Linked DNA regions of Mus musculus: region 1 is linked to region 2. The links are chromatin loops, found by intact Hi-C in ENCODE. Cell type or tissue: heart. All regions are shown on one strand. Links, peaks and the distances in the headings refer to the core of each region. The heading gives the core; the rest is flanking DNA.

What was found. A loop is a pair of places that touch in the nucleus more often than their neighbours do. Peaks named below come from ENCODE experiments on the same cell type or tissue, not always from the same donor. Only the 100,000 strongest peaks of a DNase experiment are listed, where the experiment ranks them.
Region 1: it touches region 2 in a loop (5-fold over the local background); 18 of 42 quality-filtered maps call a loop at or near these places.

The regions. Positions count from the first base shown.
Region 1 is chr9:59,265,754-59,274,092 of GRCm38, reverse strand. No RefSeq gene overlaps it. Among named protein-coding and RNA genes, the nearest start is that of Gm39345, 10 kb to the right of the region's middle. In heart, for the core only: CTCF peaks have their summits at 721 (motif pointing left), 4,126 (motif pointing right) and 7,537 (motif pointing left); DNase peaks (open chromatin) are centred at 2,232 and 4,202; H3K27ac peaks cover 970 bases.
Region 2 is chr9:58,899,852-58,908,190 of GRCm38, reverse strand. Neo1 (neogenin) reads left to right here. Exons shown (of 28, transcript NM_001042752.1): 17 at 1,145-1,320; 18 at 1,403-1,541; 19 at 3,640-3,747; 20 at 5,083-5,277. Among named protein-coding and RNA genes, the nearest start is that of Hcn4, 81 kb to the right of the region's middle. In heart, for the core only: a CTCF peak has its summit at 4,817 (motif pointing left); no DNase peak of the experiment used is centred there.

The DNA of each region.
Region 1 (8,339 bases), core at 176-8,175, 370 kb before region 2:
GAGAGAGAGAGAGAGAGAGAGAGAGAATAAGGGTCTGGAGGGATGGCTCAGTAGTTAAGAGTGCTGGTCGCTCGAGGAGTGGTGGTACATGCCTTTAATCCCAGCACTTGGGAGGCAGAGGCAGGCAGATTTCTGAGTTCGAGGCCACCCTGGTCTACAGAGTGAGTTCTAGGACAGCCAGGGCTATACAGAGAAACCCTGTCTCGAAAGACCAACCAACCAAACAAACAAACAAAAAGAGTGCTGTTGTTCTTCCAAGGGACCTAGGTTCAATTCCCAGCACCCACATGGCAGCTCTTGTCTGTAACTCAAGTTTTAGGGGACCCAACAGATATACATAGAAGCAAAATACCAATTAACATAAAATAAAAATAAACTATACATTTAAATCCCAGATGGTGGGTTCACATGCTGTTAATCTTAACACTTGGAGGTAGAGGCAGGCAGATCTCTGAGTTCAAGGCCTGGTCTAGAGAGTGAGTTCCAGGACAGCCAGGACAGCCATGGCTACACAGAGAAACTTAGTCTTAGAGGTGGGGGGAACCAACAAAACAAAACAAAACAAAACAAAACAAAACAAAACAAAACAAAACAAAACAAAAAGACAGGATTGCCTAGTGGTTAAGAGCTAGTACTGCTCTTGCAGGGGACTCAAGTCTGATTTTCAGAACCCATATGGCTGCCTGTAACCCCAGTTCCAGATCAGATGCCCCCTTCTGGCCTCTGTAAGCATCTGCACTCTCATGCCCATACATCTTCCCATATACATAATCAAAAGTGATCTTTTCATAAAAGAATTTCATGTAAAGCTAGTAATCCTTGCTTTTCATGGCTGAAGGCAGCAAGCTTTGAGGAGCAGAGATCTGCAGGCAGAACACCCCATGAGGGGGCTGCACCGACGCAGGGGACTGGACTACCCTTCACACTTTAAAACACCTTGGGCTGGGGGTATAGCTCAGTCAGTGGAGTGGTTGCAAGCATGGATCTGAGTTTGATCCCATTGTAATCCCAGAGCTGAGAAGTTGGAGGCAGACTTCTCAGTGGGGTTTCCTGGGCTTCATTGGCCAATCAGCTCAGCTCAGGTAATGAGAGCCTGTATTTCAAAAATCAAGGACCACAGTGCCTGAGGAACAACGGCTAAGGTTTTCTTCTTGCCTCCAGAGGTACAAAACCAACACGTACCTGAACACACACATAACACACACCACACACACACACACACATCACACATTATTACACACCATAACCATACACATACATCACACATACACACCATACCACACCACACATACACACACACATCACACACCCCTACACATATACACACACCATAGCCATACACATACTTCACACATACACAACACAACACACACACACATACCACACACAAACAGCACACCACAATACCACGCACACACACACCCCACACACATATACACACACCATAACCATACACATACATCACACATATACACCATACCACACACACCACACACACATACCACACAAACAGCACACACACACACCACGCACACATGCACACTATACACACCATACACACACATCACACATACCATCCATACACCACACACACACACTCACAAACACACACATCTTTCTCAGAGCCCACAGGGATTCAGAGACTCAGATCTAAAATAAGGGCAGAGCATACCTCAGTCTGACTGAGATTTCTTGGCCTTGCACACACCCCACTTGTTCCTTGCTCCAGTTCTTTCCCTACATGCGTCCGGGGATCAAAGACAGGCCTGAGGACATTTAGTTTCCCTGTCTTCCCAGCGTGGCTCTTCCTTTGCTGTTTCTATTATCCTTCCATTTGATTTTTGGGGAGTATGGCTGGACCTGGTTTTGGAGCCTCTCTACAGTCAGACCTAAGAGCTCCAGTGACAGTCACAGGATTGAGTGTTGCAGCTTTAAGTTCTGGACACAGGGATAATTCCTGAGGAGGAGCCTGTAGCTTTGATTTTGGAATTCCCGGGGTCCTGAGAGATGGGCTGCTCTGCTCCTCCAAATGGCAAACTTGAGGTTAACAACCTTGAATGAAGGCCACTCCACTGCTCTGTTGTGAAACTAGGCCACCTGGTCTGTGACGTGTGCCCTCGCTCTCTCCAGATGGGAGTGGAACAAGGAGAGGCACTGCGTGCCACTGCCAAGCACAATTCACAGGCTAGACCGAGGTGGACCTCAGGCCTTCCACAGACTGCTGCTGCAAAGAAAACAGGCCACACCCCTGCAGCCTCTTTACCCTCACACCTGCTGCGAGGGAGTCCTGATAAGCAAGCTGCTGTGACCTTTGGGCTATTTATTAACCATGCTTGCTGCTTCATGGTGTGGGATCTTCCCCCTCCCTCAGAAACTGAAAGAGAGAAACAAACACATTGTCTGGTAGAACTGAAGGTTCTCTCTCTCTCTCTCGCTCTCTCTCTCTCCCTCTCTCTCTCTCTCTGTCTCTGTCTTTCTCTCTGTCTCTCTGTGTGTGTGTTCTCTCTGTCATGTTGTCTGCAATATTAATATCCTTAATAAATCTCATACCCTCAAGGACAATTCAACTCTCAAATCAAACCATCTCTCCTTTCTTTCTGGAAACCTAATGCTGAGTGTTGATTCCCACAGGCAGGCATCGTTTGGGTGCCTCTGAAGGGAAGGAAGCTCAGTAGGTCAGTCTCAGGGACGAATTGAAATTCAATGCCACATTAATTTAAGAAGAGGCCGGCAAGGACATTGTGGTTTAGCTCAATCCTACCAGGTGTGTGAATGGGGGAAGCTATGTGTTTACAGTCACCACTCCTGTCTGTGGAAGCTGACAAGATCAAAGAGAAGACCTTGACCCTGAGTGACCTTGCCTGGGAGATGTATTCAAACGTGATGGACTAGACAGGCTATTAATACTGGGCAGGGTTCTAGTCATCTTCTTGTCTCTTTTGGTTTATACAGCCTTCTGAGGTAAAGGATTTCTGAAATATGGTGAAATATTTATTAAATTTTGTAAATATTCTGGCCAAAGACTCCTAAAATCCTCAGATTCTCCAAACTGGAAGGGTTTTTTGTTTGTTTGTTTTTATTATTAGTTGGTTTTTGAATGCTAATGCATGGCTGGTAGCTTCAGGGTGGGGCCTGGTCACTGGAAACACTGAGATAGGATTAGAGGGATCGTTTCCTGGGCTGAGGAGAGGGGCTGAAGGCGGATGGTTGGTTCTCAGTGGTCAATGATGCAATTACTCGTGTCTTTGCAGTGGAGCCTCCCTTAAAACACCAAAGAAGCTTGTGAGCAGGAATATGTCTGGAGGATGGTCCTCCCAGTTAGGGTTGCTCCTCCCACCACCTCATCTATATCTGTTGTAATGTCCTTTACAATAACTGGTAAACTTAAAATCATATAAAATACAAGCTCCTGATAAATATACATGTGTAGGGAAGGAGGTGTATGTGCACATGTATGCATTTTGCATGGGATGGCCAGAGGACATTGGGCATGCTCTATCAATGTCTACCTTAGCCCCGGGAGATAGAGTCTCTTACTGAAACTGGAGCTAGGTTGGCAGACAGCAAACCTCAGCAATCCTCCTGTCTCAGCCCAATTGCAGGACCAAATTTTTTTTTTCTTTGGCATGGGAACTTGAACTCAGGTTCTCATGCTTCTGCAGATGGCCTACAGAACGGGGTGTGGGGGGGGGGAGAGCGAGAGTGAGAGCAAGAGAGAGAGAGAGAGAGAGAGAGAGAGAGAGAGACTTTATCTCAGTCTCTGTGTGTACTCACTAAGGACTGCCAATGAAGTAGGTGGGGTAGCACACACCTGTAGTTTCAAAACTCAGCAAGTTGAGGAAGGTAGGAGGATCTCCAGTTCTAGGGCAGCCTGGGCCGTAGAATGAGTTCAGTGTCAACCTGGGCTACAGAGCAAGACTCAGTCTCATCCCCTTCATTCCCAAAGAACTAGGACCCACTGCGGGACAGGCATAGATTATACACATGGGAACACTCTGTTCCCTGGATGAGGCTTCTCTTGCCTCTACCTAGAGGTGGCATCAATCATTCTGGAGGTGTGGTAGACCGTTCAAGAGGCTCCATTGGGCCCGGAGCTGCTGGAACAAGCCAACTTCCTGATAGAGCCACCAGCAGAGGGCAGATGCTTTCCTGAAGTTAAGGAGTCCAGAGCTGAGCTGTCCGGATTGCCATCTGTGTGAGAGAACTGGGAAAATGGTCTGGTGCCTTAGGGAGCAGCAAATGGTTGGGCTTGGCTAGGTTATGAAGATCTGATCGGAAAGGCCACAGTCAGTCCCAATCAGGCAGCTGGCTGTCACAAGCTGTGCGGAGCCAAGGAGCCTCTGCCTCCTCAAGGTCAGTGGGCAAGCAAGAGGAGATCGGGTTTCCAGAACATCTTGGGCTTCCTTATAATCTTTACCTTGCCAGGATTCTACCCACATAGATGTCCCTAAAATCACCTTTTTTGGTCACCCTCTGCAGTTTTGTTTTGTTTTATGACCCACTTTAAATCCTCTGCTTTTGTCATTTCTCTCATGGATACATTTTGCAGAGGACACAACTATTATAAATTCATTTAAGCTTCACCCCCCCACACACACTTTTTTTTTAAAGTGTGCATCTATGAGCACTCATGCATGCACATATGTTGTATGTATGTGGGCATCAGGTGGCTTCCACTGTGACTTTCCATCTTAATCTCTTGAGAGTCTTTCAATGAACCTGGAACTTGAAGCCTTTCTGCCTAGGCTGCTGACCGGAATGCCCGAGTGATCCTCTTGTCTCTGTTCCCTCAGTGCCCATCAGGTGGGTGTGCATGGCTTCAAGACATTTTTCAAATTTACATTTAGTTGTTAGCTGTGTGTGCTCAGCACAGCACATAGATAGAGGTCAGAGGACAGCTTGCAGGAACTGGTTCTCTCTTCCCACCATATGGGTCCCTGGGATTGAACTCAGGTCATCTGGCTTACCTGCACTTTACCCATTGAAGCACCTCAGCAAACCAGTGTCCCCCCTTCTCCCTGCCCCGAGTGAGTCTTAACTGAGATCTTCATGCTTGTCCCCAAAATGTTCTTACCCCAAAGCCATCTCTCAGCCCTTAATGTCTAAAATCAAAAAGGAAGGCAGAACTATACAACACAGAAGTTGGCTTTTATCGTCTCCATAGCTTTGATCTTAGCCCACTCTCAATAGCCACAGGCTTTCACAGTTACCTACGGTGGTATGTCTTAGCCAGTGTTTGTCCCTGTGCTTATAAACACCTGTCTCTCTCATCATCTGCCTGGGGGTGGCAATGTCCTGAGCAGTCCCAGGGGGTGGCCAAATGGAGAGGAACTGACACCTCTGGCCAAGAGCTATGAGTAGGTTTGAATGCAGCTCCCACAGCTGCCCGGGCTTCCGGTAGCTGACGTTCTCACTGTAGCGTCTAAGCCAGGACCACCCTGAGGAATTCTTGTCACTGTGTAATAAACAGCATACATTTAAGCTGCCAAATTCAGGGGTTCTGTGCTATGTAAACAATACAATTTTCATTTCTCTTCGATGCCTGATCATTCTGTTATTTTTCAAGCTCCTCTTTATAGCAAAGCTCTATAAAAGAGCCATCCATTCTCGTTTCTCCCCTTCCCTCCACCCAGCCCCATCTACTCTAATCCATCTGTCAACTACAGAAGTCTCTGCCGGCAACACTAAATTCTAAGTAGTTGAAATGTTCTTTGTATCTCTCGTAGATGTATGCCGCATGTCCCAAAAGGAGGATTCTTGTGTAGGTGACTTGCTAAGTGTTCTCGAGAAACACAGGACAACTAGATCATTTGAATTGTTTGAATTTCAGGTTGTATTTAGGATGATAGATAGTTCTCCAGAACCTGGCCTGCTTTGATTAGAGTGAGGAAAATATTAGCGCTCTCTCTCTCTCTGCACGCGTGAACACGCACATGTGCACGTATAGCTTGATAATGAACGTGGTTGGGAGTGTGGGCCCTGGATAGCTTGGTGGGTTGATGAGAAGCATGATCACAGAGAGCATTATTTTTACCTCTAGGCATCAGGTAGCCATGGAAAGAATAGTCTCTCTAGAATCAAGATCTCTAGTGCTAGAACATCAAGGATACTGAATACCCTCGGTCTAGTGTCAGGCTCTTGAGAGAACCCCAAGAGAGAGCAGTGCAAGGGTGGGAAGCAGAAGGTGTCTGGGTAGTTAGAGCCCCGCCTGGAACTGACCAGGCAACCCCTGCTGTCTTCTGGTGCTTGATGGACCAGACTGCTTAGACACAAGAGCGAAATAAACTCCCCTTTCCGGGAGAGGGTGGCAAAGTCGAGTTGCGAAAAGGTGGATGTGATTCATTGATACTGCTGTGACTATCTTGCAAAAGTACAATCGGCCACACTCAACATCTTGTGTTTCAAGCAAGTATGTGAGTGCTCAAGTGGGTGGATTCTGCTGCTAGAGTCTTCCTATATAAGAAGTTCTTCCTGAAGTCATTAGATATGCACTCACTGATAAGTGGATATTAGCCCAGAAACATAGAACACCCAAGATACAATTTGCAAAACACAAGAAAATCAAGAAGAGGGAAGACCAATGGGTGGATACTTCATTCCTCCATAGAAGAGGGAACAAAATGCCCATGAAAGGAGTTACAGAGACAAAGTTTGGAGCTAAGATGAAAGGATGGACTATCCAGAGACTACCCCACCCGGGGATCCATCCCATAATCAGCCACCAAGCCCAGACACTATTGCATATGCCAGGAAGATTTTTGCTGAAGGGACTCTGTTATAGCTGTCTCATATGAGGCTATGCCAGTGCCTGGCAAATACAGAAGTGGATGCTCACAGTCATCTATAAGATGGAAAACAGGGCCCTCAATGGAGAAGCTAGAGAAAGTTTCCAAGGAGCTGAAGGGGTCTGCAACCCTATAGGAGGAACAACAATATGAACTAATCAGTACCCCCAGAGCTTATATCTCTAGTTGCATATGTAGCAGAAGATGGCCTAGTTGGCCATTATTGGGAAGAGAGGCCCCTTGGTATTGCAAACTTTATATGCCCCAGTACAGGGGAATGCCAGGACCAAGAAACGGGAGTGGGTGGGTAGGGGAGCAGGGCGGAGGGAGGGTATAGGGAACTTTCAGGATAGCATTTGAAATGTATATAAAGAAAATATCTGCTGGGCGTGGTGGCGCACGCCTTTAATCCTAGCACTCAGGAGGCAGAGGCAGGCGAATTTCTGAGTTCGAGGCCAGCCTGGTCTACAAAATGAGCTCCAGGACAGCCAGGGCTATACAGAGAAACCCTGTCTCGAAAAACAAACAAACAAACAAACAAACAAAAGAAAATATCAAATAAAAAATTAATTAATTAAAAAATAAATTCAGATACGAAAAAAAAAAAAAAGAAGAAGAAGAAGTTCTTCCTGATGCTAGACACTCACCAATTTGAACCAAAGGAAGGTTTTCTTCTTCAGTATTCCAGAGATAAGCTAGTAGATCACAGTCTTAGTTCTTGCTCATTGCTGCCCTCTACCGGAAGAGCAGAAACTTAGCTACTCCCACCAGTGTCCGTCTGGACCCCGCCTTCCCAGTTCCAGCTCCATGTGGCTCTAGTTCTCCAAACCTAGTCCTGGCATGATTTAAGGCAGGGAGGGGATTAGTTGAATATTGGTAAGGGAGGTGTTCTAGGGTGTAAGCCCTGGGTTAATTGGTTGGTTGATCAAAGGAGTGTTTGTAGGGGAGTCGTCCATAGGCTTCGTTAGATTTCAGTTCTGGGAAAATAAGCCTTTTGTAAGGATTTGGCTGTCTTTTGCTGAAGTATGGGCTCTGTGATGGCTTTCCACCTTCCTCCACGGAGGTGCAAATGTTAGCATTCTCTGCGGCAAGCTAAAGACTCAGCTCAATTCTTCTGCTAGCAACCCCCAGGCCCGTGCTATAGACACGGACATGTTGCGGGGGGGGGGGGTTGCCACCTCATTGAACCCACGAAGCATCCTCAGCGCACACAGGCAGAGAAAGTAGGGATAGAGTTTCTAGATACAGGTAGGAGGAAGGTAGAGACACTCACGTCACCGTAGTCTGTTAGAACTTTGCCTCCCTTCTCCATCGGAGGCTCTCCCAAAATAGGGTGCCTAGAAGCACCCTCAGAATAACTCGAAACTTCTGTGCTCCGTGTGGCACAGGTGTGGTTCAATATTCGTTCAAAGCACTGCAGCCCATCTTCATTGTGTGCTTCTTACCAGCTCCTATCATCCTTGAGCTGCCTTCGAACGATTGCCAGTTAGAGAGCTGAGCATCCCCCTCCCCCGCCCCCCCCCCGCCCCCCGTGCTTCAGAAATGATCCAGATG
Region 2 (8,339 bases), core at 27-8,026:
AGAGTTTTGAGAGAATTATTCATCATGCAGGAAATATACACATGAAGACTATTACACTAGTGTAGCAGTTATTCATAAACAAGGACTGTCAATTTAGATTTTTAGTTATATATAAAACGAGTTACTATCACTTTATGAGGAAACAGCATTTAATCTGAACTTGTAAAATAATGAGTATGTGTATTTAGAAAACCTAGCCAGGAGCTGGAAAAACCCAGAGGTCTTTCTGAACTGCATTCCAGCTGTGGTCCTCAGTGATTTTTTTTTTCTTTCTTTTTTCTTTACTCACCCTGGCCTTTGCTTTGCAGTAGAGCGTGTGTCTGTCACATAGAACACAGCACATGCGTACATTCTTCATCAAATAAGTACTGTGATCTCTAAAATTCGTCAGTGCTATGCCATTTGAATCTGTAACGATCATGGCATTTACTGTACCTCATGGAGACTTGTTCACTACCTTATTCTGACTCCTAGAGAAAGTACAGCACACACTGCGACATGGTGTCAGTTCACCTCTTAAGGAAGAGGAATCTTTGGATATATTCAGCTATGAGCCATTTCTCTACTGCCTCTGCACTTAAGATATCAGCAAGTCTGAATTGGCTTAGCCATCACACGTCCAATGATGGGCAGTAGTAGTAACTCATGTCCCAAAATCCAGCCATATTTACTAAAAAAAAAAAACAGACTATGAGTTTTATGTTGCTTGTTCAGAAATTATACTCTGGATTTTAAGAGCAGTTTTGGTTTTTTTGTAATCTTTTTTCTGACAGCGGGTCACATTTTCAAGGAATTCGAAAAAATGCAAGCATGTGTATTAACATGATCACTCAATTACCATCTTTCAGTGTCTTTAGAGTATTGTTGACAATATGGTTAAGTACTATTTTGTTTAACATTTTCCTACAATTTTTCCTTTAAAAAAAAAAACACATTAGAAGTGCTCTTCTGAATGAATGAGGGCTATCTATTAACTCTGGATTTTCTTTCTTTTTTTCCATTTTTCATTTTTCATTCCATTATACTCCCCTGCATTCCCTTTTATTTTTGTTTATGTTAAAATGCCACTTCCCTTTCTTAATTACTTTTTACCCAGACACTTCTGAAGTTGATTTATTTGTTATTAATGCTCCATACACTCCAGTGCCAGATCCCACTCCCATGATGCCACCAGTGGGAGTTCAGGCTTCCATTCTGAGTCACGACACCATAAGGATTACCTGGGCAGACAACTCCCTGCCCAAACACCAGAAGATTACAGACTCCCGCTACTACACAGTCCGGTGGAAGACCAACATCCCAGCAAACACGAAGTACAAGGTACTGAACATTTGCCTTGAGAGCAAAAAGCTAATCAGTGGGATTTTCTTGTTTTAAAGTTCTTTGATTCATGCTTTTCCAGAATGCAAATGCAACGACGTTAAGCTATTTGGTTACTGGTTTAAAGCCAAATACGCTCTATGAGTTCTCTGTGATGGTGACCAAAGGCAGAAGGTCAAGCACGTGGAGTATGACAGCTCATGGCGCTACCTTTGAATTAGGTAAGTATAATGCAATCCCATGTCACATGACACTTCTTCTCTTTGTGAAATACGAAAGCCTGTAGAATTCACACTGTTATTGTGGCACATCCTATCACCTGCGTCCACTGGACATGGGCAGTGCACATACTGCTCTCGCTACAGAACCCGGTGGGCAGCCGCATTTCAGTTGTGTTTGCCATTTCAACTACTGTGAATTTTTGGGTCACTTTGCTAAAACAGTAGTAAACAGCAGAATAGTGCAGTGCAAGACAGACTAGGTTTTAGAAATTGCAAGAATTCAATCTCTGGTCAGCCATCTGCCAATTGTTTCATGAGCATGCCAACTAATCCTACTGAATCTCAGTTTCCTCCATCTTGTTTGGGGTGATAGCCCCCCCATTTCTACTTTAGTAGGTTATTATAAGGCAAAATGAGGAACAGATGGAAAAGCATGTGGGTGGGTAGATACAAGATATTATTGTATTAATCCTGCTTACTGGTAAATTGAAATTGAAAACAATGAAGTGACCTGCCCTTGACCCAGCAGTTGCCCAGCTGTGTTGCCTAGTCTGAACAGTTTGCTGGGTAATCCAGGGCTTTCTTGGAAAGCAGCTCTGTAAGATCCTTCGCTGGACTGGCCTTTGCTGTTTGTTAGTACACGTGAGGGAGAAAGCATAACTAAGTAGATGAAGGAAAGAGTAGGCGGCCAACCTTGAGACCCTGTTTCCCCTGCACTTTGCTGGGGTAAGGATATGAGCAGCCTTGAGAATCTATGTATTCTGACCTATTTCTGTGCCTGGTGAAAACCAAACTTCCACATTCTGTGCAAACCAGTTTTGCCCTTCTGCACAGTTGCTTAGAATTTCTCCAGGAAAGGGGATTGGACTGGAGAGTTAGGAATACAGTATAGAAAGGGGCAAATAATTATTAGTTTGCTTTCTTTTCTGTTTATTTTGTTGTTTGTTTGTTTGGCTTCGTGTTGACACGGGGTCTCACTGTGTAGCCCTCGCTGGCCTAACACTCACTGTATAGACGAACATGACATCCAAGTCCGTCCCGCCTGCCTCTGGAGTGTTGGGATTGAAGGCATGTGCCACCACACTCAGTGTTTCCATTTAAGAATATCTTTTTGCTTTACTTTCAGCTTACTGACCAATAAGAGAAAATTTTACTTTCCCTTAGGAGTTCATTTCACTAGGCTCTTCCATTTTATATTAAAACTCGAATGTTTTAGGAAGCAGCGATTTGAAGGAATGCTTGATTTGATCATTTTCCTACTTAGCTATTACATTAGACATTCTCACCTGTAACATAGAAAGCCATTTTCTTTTGTCATCTTTTGTTTGTTTGTTTGTTTTTGGTTTTGGTTTTGTTATTTTCGAGACAGGGTTTCTCTGTATAGCCCTGGCTGTCCTGGAACTCACTCTGTAGACCAGGCTGGCCTGGAACTCAGAAATCCGCCTGCCTCTGCCTCCCAAGTGCTGGGATTAAAGGCATGTGCCACCACCGCCCGGCTTCTTTTGTCATCTTTTCTGCTACATGAACAGCTTTTATTTATATCATTAACATCAGCAGTTGGTAGTATGCTTTCAGTGTGAGCTTAAAATGAAAAATACCAAGTAGTAAATTTCTTCTTAGAGGGAATTGAGCTTTTAAAAGCCATATTTGACTTTAAGAGTCAACTCTGAGCAAGAGAGAAAACTTTAACACTTTAAAATGTCCTACCAAATAAGCCAAATCAATTGAGAGGAAGTAGTCTGGGACAGTTATGTAACTGCTCTCAGTTTTGGTGCCTTGACCTCCCAACAAGGGACAATGGCACTTGCCCGTCTAGGTTGTCATAGCCTTAAGAAAATGCAAACTATAAAATACCAGATGGTAGTGTGTGCTTGGAACCACCTCCCAGTCCACAGGCCCATTCTCTATCCTCATGGTTTTAGTTTTTCTTTGATACTTTGTATAGTCTTCTTTTTATTAGAAATGATTGGTTATACATAGACTTGCATTATTAAAGCTGGGGGCTTTGTCTTTTTTCTATGCATTTGCTGTTCCTTATCAGTGAAAAGAATTGGAAAATTGAATTCTATTAAAATGGATAGTGTTTGTTATTTTGTAGTTCCTACTTCTCCACCTAAGGATGTGACAGTTGTGAGTAAGGAAGGAAAACCTAGAACCATCATAGTGAATTGGCAGCCTCCCTCTGAAGCTAACGGCAAGATTACAGGTAAGACGCCTTAGACTGGGCAAGTTCTGTGTCATCAATAAAGTGGGGATGTGAACCTGGCTGGGTCCTTGTATGGAGTGTAGTGAGTCATGTTGGTCCTTGAAATTGAAGCAAGGGTAGCATGGAATTGTGTGTCTAGCCAGTAGTGTTACTTAACAATATATGGTGGGACAACCTATTTTTCTACTGCAGCTTGATGGGTACGTTTATTTTCCAAAATGCTGTCCACTCCCCAGATGACTTGCTTTGAACTTGTGTGTCCAGTTTTACTGGAAATTATCTAGTCTGTATAGACTGTGCTTTTCTACTTACAAGCCCCACCAAATCCCATTAGGCTTTAAACCACCACTACAGCCCAAGGCCTGTCACTTCACAATTCTGTGCTCTTACTAGTAGAGTTAGAAGCTTGAATTACCCTAGGCCTACCAAAGATCTCAGGATCCCACCCCCACCCCTCGGCCCCCCCTTTGGACTTCAGAGAGAAATTCCCCATAGTAGAATACTGGCAGATGCTTGGAACCTGTGCCCCATTCATTAGAAGTTTGCTAAAGAACCAGTTGCCTTCTGAAATACAAGGAAGATGGCCTAATGACTCAGAAAGTGTATTTTGTCCCTGTAACTTTTTTTTTGTCTGTTTTGGTTTGGTTTTTTTGAGACATACATACATATATATATGTGTGTGTGTGTGTGTGTGTGTGTGTGTGTGTGTGTGTGTGTGTGTTTTATTTATAGTCCTAGCTGTCCTGGAACTCTCTGTGTAGATCAGGCTGGCCTCTAATTCAGAGACCAATCTACCTCTTCCCGCCTAGTGCTGGGCTTAAAAGTGTGCCACCATACCTAGTATGTTCCTGTAACGTTTAAATAAGATGTCCTTTCCCAATAAATCCTAGTCATTTTCTTAGGTTCCTATTTTGCTTCTTCTATAAAAGAAACAAATATAGCTTAACTCAGATTACATTTTGCTTTGTCTTTTAAAACCTTAAATCACAATTTTGTAGTGTAGATCAAGAAGGCTTATGTTTGTAAGGCATCCTGCCTCATTTGTGGGAATTGAGTGCCCCCTGGTGGAAATATCTGGTGACAGCCTCTGTGACCTAACCCACCCTTAGAACTTTGTCAGGTTTTCCAATCTGCCGAGCATTTTCCTCCTGGGAAATGATTTTTATCATAATTGAGCATGGCATACCATTGCAGAGTCCCAGAACTACGTGATTCTAAGTCAGAGCCCTCATGATACTTCATTCAGATACTATATTGTAGACATTTATTGACTTTCAGATTGCAAAAAGAAAAGCAGAAATGGGATCTCTTTTTTCTATTAATTGCTCTGGACAGGTTACATCATCTATTACAGCACGGATGTGAATGCAGAGATACATGACTGGGTTATTGAACCAGTTGTGGGAAACAGACTGACTCACCAGATTCAAGAGTTAACACTTGATACGCCATACTACTTCAAAATCCAGGCCCGGAACTCAAAGGGCATGGGGCCCATGTCTGAAGCTGTACAGTTCAGAACACCTAAAGGTAACTCTCCCCGAGCCAAGGGTTTTACTGTGTTGTCTATAATGGGACTGCAGCATGTGGAGAGCACTGGTAATGGACTTGCCAGCCTCACTGTAAAGACTTCCAAAGAATTCCTCTCCTACCCACTGGCCACCAAATTGGTACTCTCCCAGTCCACCCAGAGGGAAACGTTGGCTGTCTGTATCTGGGCAGAAGAATTACAGTGATCTCTTAGTTTTTATCAGAGAAATCAGATGTGATTCTTTAGGTTTCTACAGAGTTATACTGCACAATATTCTGACAGATGTTTTCTTTCAGCACACACAGTCTCTTAACATAAAAAGTTTAGGGGCTGGTGAGATGGCTCAGTGGGTAAGAGCACCCGACTATTCTTCTGAAGGTCCGAAGTTCAAATCCCAGCAACCACATGGTGGCTCACAACCACCTGAGATCCTGATGCCCTCTTCTGGTGCATCTGAAGACAGCTACAGTGTACTTACATTAAATAAATAAATAAATAAATAAATAAATAAATAAAAGTTTAAATGTCAACTTTTGTGGAGGATGAGGTTAGAAGGAGCCATTTATGTAAAGCTCACGAAAAAAGAATATAAAATAGTAAGCCAGGCAAGCTTAGGCCAATTAAATGGAGTTGGGTACTGAGACTGTGGAGAGGTGAAAACCTGAATTTCTTTTCTATTATCAATTTACTTGGAAGTTTGTGGGAATTGTATTTTTCCTTTAAGACGTCTGTCTGTCCATCTTCAAAGCTGGTGATCCTTGCTCTTGTTTCCTCTTCCCCTGTGCTTGACCTGTCAGCGGACTCCTCTGATAAAATGCCTAATGACCAAGGTAAATGAGGAGATGGCCTCTCATTTTTTCTCTTTTGCAACCTATCATTAGCTTTTTGTTTCATTTTTCCGCCTGAAAATCAGTATCATGTGTTTAAAACCACACATACTTATTGGCCAGAGTAGTGTTGAGTCCATGTTTATAGCCCTTGGGATATCTGAAAAGCTGAGGGAGTCACTTAGAAGCTAACTTACCTGGTGGAAGAAAATTGAGTTGAATAAACTCTAGATTGGCATTAAGTGAAGATCAGGTTATCCTTAGAAGTTAAGATGCTAAAGTTATAAACAGTGATAAGCATTTGAGGCAAATGTGAGCAGTATAGCAATCTTTCATATTTAGTATTTTATTTAAGTGAAAAGTCAGTATCAAAATCAGTAAACACTGTATTTCACTTCTGACATACGTATATAATCTTGTTACATACGTGCTTATCTGTGACCAAGGATGTTAATTTATAGCTCTTTTTATATTTCTTCCTTAAACATTAAGTAAGACTGTTTTTATAAAAGGATAAAAAGCATGTGGCAAGACACTTAGGAAGGACGAGTCTTAATGTCACCTGTCTTGAAATCCTTGACTGGCAGGTTTTTCATTGTGATTGCTCTGGTGGCATGTTAGCTGCCCTTTGTGATTTCTGTCTCTAAGAAACAAGCTAAAGGTAGCTTTCCATATAGAGATAGAACACTAGAAATAAAGTTGATAATTGTTCTCATGGTTTAACAGTAATAATCAGAAATTCAGCTTTTTGGATCTTGGTTAATGTAAGAATCAGAACAGAGTATTGAGTTTCATGGCTTTGGACATGTGCTTGTGTTCAACAAGTCTTTTTTTACATGGGAGGGAACTGTGGGCATAGTGTTTTGAGTGTAGAAGCATGAGATTTCATAAAGCGTTACGCTGAATATGCAGAGAATGTAAATATGCCTTGCTGAATACGCTGAATATGCAGAGAATGTAAATACGCCTTGCTCTTTCATTTGATAACTGTTAAGCAGCACTTTGCTGTTCTAGTATTCAAAATTTTTCACCTGTTGGTATTTAGGGTACATCCTTTGAATTTCTTGGTTATTCTTTAAATGCTAAATAAAATATTGGGAAATGCAGGAATATAAACCAACTAAATCTTGGCAAACAAGGTGAGTTCAGTGGCAGCTTTTTGTTTGTTTGGTTGGTTGGTTGATTTGTTTGTTTGTTTATGTGATGTGTTCTGGAAAGTTTAAATGTAGCTTACGTGATAATCATGAAAATTTAAATATAAAGAACTTAAAATGCTGAGTATCTCTGCCAGTTAGATTTTGCCTGATGTGATAGCATATGAAGAACAACAGGAATCTTGAGGCTTACATAGTGTGTGTCACTTGGGAGATGATAGCCTCAGAAGTAAGAGGATGGAGTAGTTAGTAGGAACAATGGAAAAGGGGTCAGAGACTAAATTAAATCCTAGACTATGCCCTAGAAGTTCTGAAACTATACTGTAGGATCCAAGAACAACTGTTCTTTTCTTGTATAGATTTTTTACTTCTGAGAACATATCAAACATTATAGTTAGCCTCTAGATTTATTCTATTAAATGAAGTACTTATACAACTTTATATTCGGGCTCCCTTTGTTTCTTTTAAAATATGATTCTTTATAAGAGGAAAGAGGAATTAACATTAACTCTGTTTTGCAGAAATAAATGTATTTATACATTTCTAGTCAAGCTTTATTTGTGAAAATATCTCTTATAAGTGTTTACTAGAGCTCCGTGTACTCTGCCTCCATAAAGAGGAAGAGGACATCCCTGAATTTATGATGTTTGTAATAGTTAACATTTATTGATCATTTACTACACACAGAGCAGTATTCAGTGTCTCATGGTCTTAAATTTCCATTTGGTGTTGTAAACAGATGTCCAAGTGACTAATTACATGACTTGCCCCACAGCAAAGCACTGCCATGTAGTGGAGCTGGTGTTCACGGGCAGTCTTGTAAGCACTGCGTGCCATTAACGGTCAGGAGCAGCTTTTACTTTTTATGCTTGCTGGCCTCTTCTCAAGAGCTTGCCACTGCTTTCTGGCTAGTAACTTGGAATTGAGGAATATCTTTATGGAGGAAGAAAGAGAGAAACTGAAAACTAAGAATAAGGATTATAAAACAGAAATAAAATAAAGCCTGGGGTTTCTGCCTCTTTGAGGTCTGCTGCTGGGGAGACCTCACTCATTTGAACCTGTGACTATAGGAGCTCAGAT